Regions from separate parts of the Homo sapiens genome. Here region 2 is linked to region 1. A link is a contact called in ENCODE Hi-C or POLR2A ChIA-PET data. All regions are on one chromosome and are shown on one strand. Each heading gives the region's core, a stretch centred on a gene start or an enhancer-like site at or near the end of the contact. The rest is flanking DNA. Distances are from core to core; before and after follow the strand shown.

Region 1 (4,438 bases), core at 807-3,306:
CATGTATACCCGTGTATATAACAAACCTGCATGTTCAGCACATGTATCCCAGAACTTAAAGTAAAATCTAAAAATAAAAATAAATAAGTAAAGACCCGCTCGTGCCATAAATGGTTCCTGCAGTCCACAGGCGTGTAAAGTCGGTGTTTCCTCGGTCCTCTCAGCTTCCCTTTCCTCAGTACGGGCTTCGTTTATTCCTAAGGCCTCTGGGCTTCCCCATCAGTGGGGAAGGTGACCGCTCTGATACCAGATCCAATGCCTCCAAGCTCTTGAACCCCCGCAGAAAGGAAAGATGGCCAGAAGCCAAGTGGAAAGCAGGCTTCTTTGGATGCCCTTCATTTTTACCGAAAGCTTGTTTTTAAATAATCTTTCGCATTAATCTGAAAGCATAGACTTATAAAGCATCAGGAGAATCATAGGATTTTTCTTACTTTGAAAACTGAAAACAAGCAACATGCAAAACTGGCCAGTCAGAGGAGGCTTAAAGAAACGAAATACATCCTGGTTACAGACAAAAAGAATTCCCGAAGATCTCTCACTTTCTGATCTGAGGGGAAGGAAAATGAGCCCCTACAGGTGAGAAAGAGGAGGATGAATTCCCTCCTATATTTCTGCTTTCCTTTCTTTATAACCTAAGCAATACTGTGCTGGTGATTCAGTGGTTGCAGCTGGGCAAAGAGCAACAGCTACCAACAAGAAGCACCTACAACTCTGAAGGAAGAAACTCTTCTCTCTTACCTGAGAATCTATGGTTCCAGGAGTTCAGAGTGATTCTTCACTGCTCTTTTTCTCTGTGTGCTTGTACCACATGGCTCTGAACCACAATAGAACTACAGCCCACTGGAGGAATTTGCATATTGAATCTGACCTAGCCGATTGCCATTGAAAACAACAGCAAAAGACATTGTCCTGACGTTTTAAACAAAACCCAGAGTCTCATAAGATAATATCCAAAATATTCAGGATATAATCCAAAATGGTTCAGCATGTAAAGAACAAGGAAAATCTCAACTTGCAAGTGAAAAGACAGTTACACTTCAGAACTAAAAATAAAAACACTGAAATTAAAAATTCACAAGATGATCTCAACAGCAGAATAGAAATGACAAAGGAAAAAGTCCATGAACTTAAAGATAGATCAATAAAAAGTATTCAATATAAGCAACAGAGAGGAAAAACGTTTGAAGAAAAATGAGCATAGCCTTAAGGATCTGTGTAACAATACAATGACACATCTGTGCCATTGGAGTTCTACAGAGAGAAGCATAAGAACAGAGTAAAAAATATATGAAGCCATGCATCTCTTAATGACAGTAATACATTCCGAGACATGTGTCGTTAGGCAATTTCATCACTGTGTGAACCACAGAGTGCACTTCCGCAAACATAGATGATAAAGCCTACTACACACCTACGCTATATGGTATATCCTGTAGCTCCTAGGCCATATGCCTGCATAACATGTTACTATATGGAATACTGCCGGCAATTGTATTACAATGGTAAGTGTTTGTATATCCAAACATATCTAAACAGAGAAAAGGTGTAGTAAAAATATGGTAGAAAAGACAAAAAATGGTACACCTATGTAGGACACTTACCATGAATGGAGCTTGCAGGACTGGAAGTTGCTCTGGGTGAGTCAGTGTGTGAGTGGTGAGTAAATATGAAGGCCTAGGACATTAATGTACACTATTGCTGACTTTATAAACACAGTACACTCAGGCTACACTGAATGTATTTTAATTATTTTCTTTAGGCTGGGTAAAAATTTGACAAAACCATTAATAGAGGTCCCCAAGTATTGGGAAAGTGTTTCAGGAAGTGCAAGCATATGACAGTTAAAATATATGGCACTGTGGACAGGTGCTTAAGATTTTTATGATAAAGTGTAGCAAGTTGCAAGGTATGACCAGTCATTTCATATCTTGCATCTTGATGTCACACCTTGCAGTGGAGTGGAGAGAAAAGTTATTGGGTCAAAAGAGTCGAGGAACCATGAGTCACTTTACAAGAATTATCAGACTGCCCATGGGGAGCAGTGACAAGAAGCCCAGGGCTACAGGAAGGGAGAGGACTATGATGGACATCAGTGGAGTCACGTTGCATGGTGGCATGAGTCTCAAAAGTCAAAGGCGTGTAACAACGGAGAAGCGAGTGGAAGTGGGGAATGCAGATCTGACTGGCCGGGTGTGGTGGCTCACACCTGTAATCTCAGCACTTTGGGAGGCCGAGGTGGGCAGATCACGAGGTCAGGAGATCGAGACCATCCTGGCTAACACGGTGAAATCCCGCCTCTACTAAAAATACAAAAAATCAGCCGGGCGTAGTAATGGGCACCTGTAGTCCCAGCTACTCAGCTGAGGCAGGAGAATGGTGTGAACCTGGGAAGCGGAGCTTTCAGTGAGCCAAGATGGTGCCACTGCACTCCAGCCTAGGAGAAGGGAAAAGGACTCTCTTCCCATAATTCCACGTGACCCAGGTGCCACGAATATATTACCATGTAGGGAAAAATCAATGGCTATGAACACTTTCTTCTTTAAATGTATAATAAAACAATACTTTTTTTTTTTTGAAACAGAATCTCACTCTGTCGCCCAGGCTGGAGTGCAGTGGCACAATCTCAGCTCACTGCAACATCTGCTTTCCAGGTTCAAGCAAGTCTTCTGCCTCAGCTTCCCGAGTAGCTGGGACTACAGGCGCATGCCACCATGCCAGGCTAATTTTTGTATTTTTAGTAGAGATGGGGTTTCACCATATTGGCCAGGCTGGTCTGAAAGTCCTGACCTCATGATCTGCCCACCTTGGCCTCCCAAAGTGCTGGGATTACAGGCATGAGCCACCACGTCTGGCCAAAAATACATTTTCTTTCTTCCCTCTTCTTCCACCCAAAGCCACGAATTTGACTTAAGATACATTTTTTTTCCTTTATATGTTCACATAACTTAAGGAATAGTAAACCAAAGAAGGAAAGAAAGAAACAGAAACTAAGCCAGATAGAAAAATGAGTAACTGGGGTCAGGCTCAGTGGCTCACACCTGTAATCCCAGCACTTTGGGTAGCTGAGGAAAGAGGAACAGTTGAGCCCTAGGCAACGTGGCAAAAACCAATTTCTACAAAAAAAAAAAAAAAAAAAAAAAAAGAAAAAAAATTAGCTGGGTGTGGTGTCACATGACTGTAGTCCCAGCTACTTGGGGGGCTGAGGAGGGATGATTGCTTGAGCACAACAGGTCGAGGCTGCAGTGAGCTGTGATCATGCCATCGCACTCCAGCCTGGGTCACAGAACGAGGCCCTGTCTCAAAACAAAATAAAATGGTGCCGGGCATGGTGGCTCACGCCTGTAATCCCAGCACTTTGGGAGGCCGAGGCGGACAGATCACAAGATCAGGAATCGGAGACCAGCCTAACCAACATGTTGAAACCCCGTCTTACTAAAAATACAAAAAATTACCCGGGCATGGTGGTGGGCGCCTGTAATCCCAGCTACTCGGGAGGCTGAGGCAGGAGAATCGCTTGAACCGGGAGGCGGAGGATGCAGTGAGCCGAGATCGCGCCACTGCACTCCAGCCAGGGCGACAGTGACTCAGTCTCAAAACAAAACAAAACAAAAAATTGTAACTGGAACCCCCCCCCAGCCCCAAATATCTCAGATCTAACTCCCACTGAGAATAGTTTTGAAATCTGAATATAATGATAACAGAAAAGCAAATCTCTTAAAGTCTAGGAGAATGATAAAAGGCAGACAGGATTTTTAAAGTAAAAAAATCAAGACACAGGCGGCCGGGCGCGGTGGCTCACGCTGTAATCCCAGCACTTTGGGAGGCCGAGGCGGGCAGATCGCGAGGTCAGGAGATTGAGACCATCCTGGCTAACACGGTGAAACCCCGTCTCTATTAAAAATACAAAAAATTAGCTGGGCATGGTGACGGGCGTCTGTAGTCCCAGCTAGTCTGGGAGCTGAGGCAGGAGCTACGCTGAGGCTGAGACAGGAGAATGGCATGAACCTGGGAGGGGGAGCTTGCAGTGAGCCGAGATTGCGGCACTGCACTCCAGCCTGGGCGACAGAGAGAGACTCCGCCTCAAAAAAAATAAAAAATAAAAAAAAATTAAAAATTAAAATAAAATCAAGACACAGGCATATCTGCATATCTATTAAGATTATTTTCACATTTTGCAAATCATTTTCCTTTCAGGGGATTTGCTGCTGAGTTTCAGTTTAGGGCATTGCAGTCAAACAGGAATCTGCAGCTCAGATAAAGTGGTTTTGGGAGACACAGGATATGAGAGCCCCTGAACTGGGCTATCAAGCAGTGAGAGTTTGAAGGACCTATTATCTAGGAAGAATTACAAGAGAGTGAGCCTGACATCTGCCTGGCTTTCGGTTCTTGATAGATTTACCCAATCCTATTTTTTTTTTCTAAGATTAGAAGCAAAGGA
Region 2 (4,438 bases), core at 1,165-3,664, 81 kb before region 1:
GTTTGGAATGAAACATCCAGCAAGAGACCTCCAGTTCTCTATTTACTGGTTCCTGTTTCTTCCCTCCCCACACAGGCCTGTAGGTACATCATTGTCACCCCCTTCTCACCCCACCAGACCCTCTACTTCCAGAAGGAATCTTCCTGGGGCTCATCTGTGAATGTAGATTGGAGCTTGAAATTCCCAGGGCTCTGTACTCAGGAGAAGGGTTAGGTTTCTAGTTTACAGCAGTGCCTATCACTGGGGAGGCTTTCCTTGGCCTGTTTGGCAGATAAGGTTTTTAAATAAATATAGACCTGATTGTCTTCTACAAGATATTTTGTCTGTCTGTGCTGTTTCTTTTTTTCTCTCCTTTACATCTCTTCTTTTGGGTCCCAGAGTCCAGTTGGTATGTACACCTCTACTAAGTGTACAAGATGCTCAGTAACCCCTGGGGCTCCCCTTCTCTTTTGGGTGGCAACATCAGGAAGGAAAAAAAATAAAATTCAAAAAGTGAAGTGGCATAAATTCCCTGTTTCAAAATAAGGAGAAAGAAGAAATGCTCGGGGTAGTAATAACTGTATTGATGATAATGGTAATAATAGCTTCCATTGAGTAAGTGTGCTTTTGTCCTAAAAGCTATGCGGGGGGGCATCCCTGCTTAAATTCTTGAAACCAGCTCCCCTTAATGGGTTCCCCGCTCTGCTCCTCCACCCATTGGGACCCTGGGCCACGGGCAGCTCTTGCAGCCTCTGCTCCTCCTTCCAGAAGTAGGGTCTTGCAGGGGCTCTGACCTGAACACATGTTCTATTGTCTCTTCCTCTTTCAGATAAACTCCTTGTATTGGTAGGGGAATGAATAGTGGAAGTGCTTGGGGCTTGGGCAGAGACATGTGCTGAACATCTCACTTTAGTAAGAGCTTGAGTCGGACAGCCTGGGTTCAAATCTTAATTCTGCCACTTTCTAGCCATGCGGCCTCTGTCTTCCCAATCAAATCAAAGATAAAGTCAAGATCAAAATGTGGACATCCCTATACTTATAGATTAAAACCTTATTTGAACTAGGAAGAGCATAAATGCTCATTCCTTAAAGTGGAACAAATTGTTAATTGTGCAAGATTCTATATTAGTAGATTAAGTAAGTGTTTACAGAATTGCTATAAGCCAAGTGGAGTAACACCACATAAGAAATAGTTTGATAACCTTTCTCTTGGAGTCTTGCTAATGGCTTCAATAAAGGCTGAGGCATCACATGTAGCCAAAATAACTTTCACAGGAGAGAAAGAAAAGGAGGAAAGAGGGAGGAAGGGAGGGAGGAAGGGAGGGACGAAGGAAGGGAAACTAACACCTAGTGATCTGTTAGCTGCTAATTATTCAAGTTTCTCTATATTTTCTTAAGTGGAAATATACAAATATGTATATAACTTCACTTCTGTGATTTCAGTATACTCCTTAGAAACATTTTTGTTGAGTTTTTTCTCTTTAAATTGTTGATTTTATATAGGTGGGACCCTGCATGACGGTTTCAGAATTAACTCCTCTCTTTCCTTACCAAAAAAAAAAATTTCATCTCTAAAATTTGGTTCTGCTATTAAATAAGGCATCCAGCTTAATGTAAAGGGGCTTATTAAAACACTTTCACAGACTCAACATTAAATATCACTTCAGCAGGATAACATCTGAACATCAATATTAGATGAGCTTGACATGTATAATGTAAGTTATAAATTTATACTCCACTGAACCAAGTAACGGGTGTGCAATTAGTAGCATAGTTAAAGGATTTGATAAAAACCAAAGCTATTTTTGTTATCAGATGAGTGAGGATTCTAAATGTTTTTCCTAAGGACAAAATGTGCTCCTCCATCATGGGATAAGAGCCACTCTAAAATGAGAAGTCGATCTCACTTGGATGCATTTTATTGGAAAACACTCACCGGGGTCAATTCCTGCTCCAACTGGTAGAGAACTCAGCAGACCATGATATGTCATCACCAGATTCCATTCAAGGATTAATGGCTCCAAAGAACCAGATGCCTCTCTAAGTCTTCCTGTAATGTTACACCCAAGTGTAACTCGTCCCACCATTCCAGTCCCCTTTACACACCAAGGTGCAGAGACTGGCTTTTCACAAGTCACAGGGGAATAGGGCACATGGATAATCCAGCCTCTGCTCTAAATCATCTCTCTTGGTTCAGGCCAAGTCATAGTACTTGTGGGACCTGCCAAAACAGAAGCTCGCCTTCTCTGGGGAGGGTGGGGTAGTACGAGATGGGATTTGTTTAGAGCCATCTCTCACCACGAGGGAAGGCTACAATGTCCCTGGAAAGATATTGTCTGGTTCTGGTACTAATTTGGCTCAAATGACCTTGAAAGGTTAAGGGATTTCTGTAACTCCTCCACTCCTTATATAGGGGCTGCAACAATGTGATTTCAGGACAGCATCTGTGGCCTTCCTGAGCCGGACCTGAGGAATCAAGAGCAGGCCCGGGAGTCTTGCCCTCCTTTGCACCCTAGCCGGGTATCACCTGCAAATTCATCTTTAAGGTACAGTACATTGAGCTTGTGTTGTCAAGTGTGGGAACATCTTGCAACTTGGGCTGAAAATTGAAACAGACATCACCCCTTATATGTGTGTCCTTTATTGACCACTTGAATTCATTTTCTCTTCACCTTGAACACCTACGCTGTACCAGTTGGGAATAACAGATGGGCCAGTAGATTTTTTTCCATCTCTGATGTTTTTCCATCTTTTCCTAAATGTCAATGATGCAGAAATTTCATGTTAAAGAGTGTGGAAAAAGCAAGAAATTCGGGTAAATCTCACAGAGCAAGGCTTTTTGGAGATTAACCAAAATAAAGATATGTCTCATGTTGGTTGATGGATAATTTAGTCCCAAGGAAATGTTCATTGTAGATGCTGGATCATGGAAGCTTCTCAGGAAGCTGATGGTGGGGTGATTAATCATGAATTTGGGGTTTTTACTTGACTAACCTGAGACCTGGGAAATTCAACTGTAGAATTCCCTTTCGTCTGAGTTGATACAGTTGACTCTTCCCTAGCCCCTCATCAGATAGACTCAAGTGCATGAGCCTCACACAAAGTCAAGCTTCAATAAATGTTATTTGATTAAATTGATATTTAATTTTTATTATAAAAGTGAGTTCTAGCACTCTTTAAGTGTAAGTTAATTAGAAAAGTAAACTTAAGAACTGCTGTTGGAATTATGACTTTTCCAAATTGGTAACATTTTACTGAAAATAGAACTAATCCTCTCAAGAGATGTACACTGTAGAAAAAACTACTTTTGCTGGGGGTGGGGGGGGATGCAGAGAAACAGAATTGCTTATTTATCGAAGAACAGTCTCCTTTTGCTAAAGCCTAATTATTGATATTTGCCCTTCACATATGTGCAAAGCAACTAGATACCCTCATTTGAAGGTGAAAAAACTGAAACACAAAGCCCCTGTAATTTTGAAGATACAGATTATTCCCTTGAACTTGAGGCTGATGATTTTTTCCTGACTATTAGAGCCAGATGGACCTCAATGAACCTGTAGATCAAACACCTCAACTCACAGATGAGAAGACTTACGTATCTTTTCCAAACTCTTTTAAAAAAAATAACTATTCAAAAAAGTGAATGAAATTCATAAAATAAAAAACATCAAAATGTATTTTAGAAATAACTGTATGTTAGTATTAATATGGTAACTCTAAGCCAAATATAGCATTCAAAGCAAATAGGAGAAACAAATTTTAATTGACCATTTAAAATAACTATCTACAGTTAGGACTTTGAACATTTTTTTTTTTTACTTATCTCAAACTATGTATATGTCCTATTAGCATAAGAATGCAATGAAACTGATTAATGTTTATGTTTATTTAAATTATAATTATTTTTTATTTTTGATGCAAAATTGAACTGAGAAATGTATTGGTTACTTCTCTATGGGCCCTGCCATGACTCATCAATTCATTAATTCAGCACGGTATTTTTTTGAGTTAGAAAAGCCAATTGTTTTCCAGGGTCTGTCTTAAGGTGGTCCATTCAGATATGTTCTCCTGAGTCCAAGACCTAAACCTGTGCTTGTCTTTTCATTAAGAGGTGAATACATTGACAGCCCATACTGTTATGTCATTGAGACTGAAAGGACCTCTACAGAAGAAGTTCTGCTAAGTCCACAAACATTCCAACACTTCCGTGACAGCAGAAGGCAATATGGAATTATGCTGTAAACATTTCAGGGTACCTGGACTTTGACCTGCAATTATACTTCTAGGAGTTTATGCTACAGATGTACTTACAGATGTGAACAAAACATGATTTACTCTGGAATTTTTTGTAATAGACCCAAGCAGGAATTAATTCAAATGTCCATCCATGCTAGAATGGTTAATTATGGCATATCCATAAACAGATTACTACACAACCATGAAAAACAATGTATGCTGA

What was found. A loop is a pair of places that touch in the nucleus more often than their neighbours do. ChIA-PET counts read pairs that join two places held with the same protein, here RNA polymerase II (POLR2A). Pooled maps may share reads with other maps.
Region 2: a map of K562 shows a loop between it and region 1 (5-fold over the local background). The contact joins the promoter of FAM240B here to the enhancer-like site in region 1. A Hi-C loop is called at or near these places in 27 of 168 maps with a recorded cell type or tissue (A673, Caco-2, GM12878 and 17 more), 18 of 37 single-sample maps with no recorded cell type and 15 of 50 pooled maps. POLR2A ChIA-PET finds 5 or more read pairs at or near these places in 1 of 52 experiments (OCI-LY7).

The regions. Positions count from the first base shown.
Region 1 is chr9:38,636,654-38,641,091 of GRCh38, reverse strand. No RefSeq gene overlaps it. Among named protein-coding and RNA genes, the nearest start is that of FAM201A, 18 kb to the right of the region's middle. Within about 2 kb of position 2,056, at least 2 of the 41 ENCODE cell types and tissues checked have a DNase peak (open chromatin) inside an H3K27ac peak, as active enhancers do; they include PC-9, where a contact is called at or near this core.
Region 2 is chr9:38,718,109-38,722,546 of GRCh38, reverse strand. It overlaps FAM240B (family with sequence similarity 240 member B), which reads left to right and starts at 2,414. Exons shown (of 3, transcript NM_001394922.1): 1 at 2,414-2,525.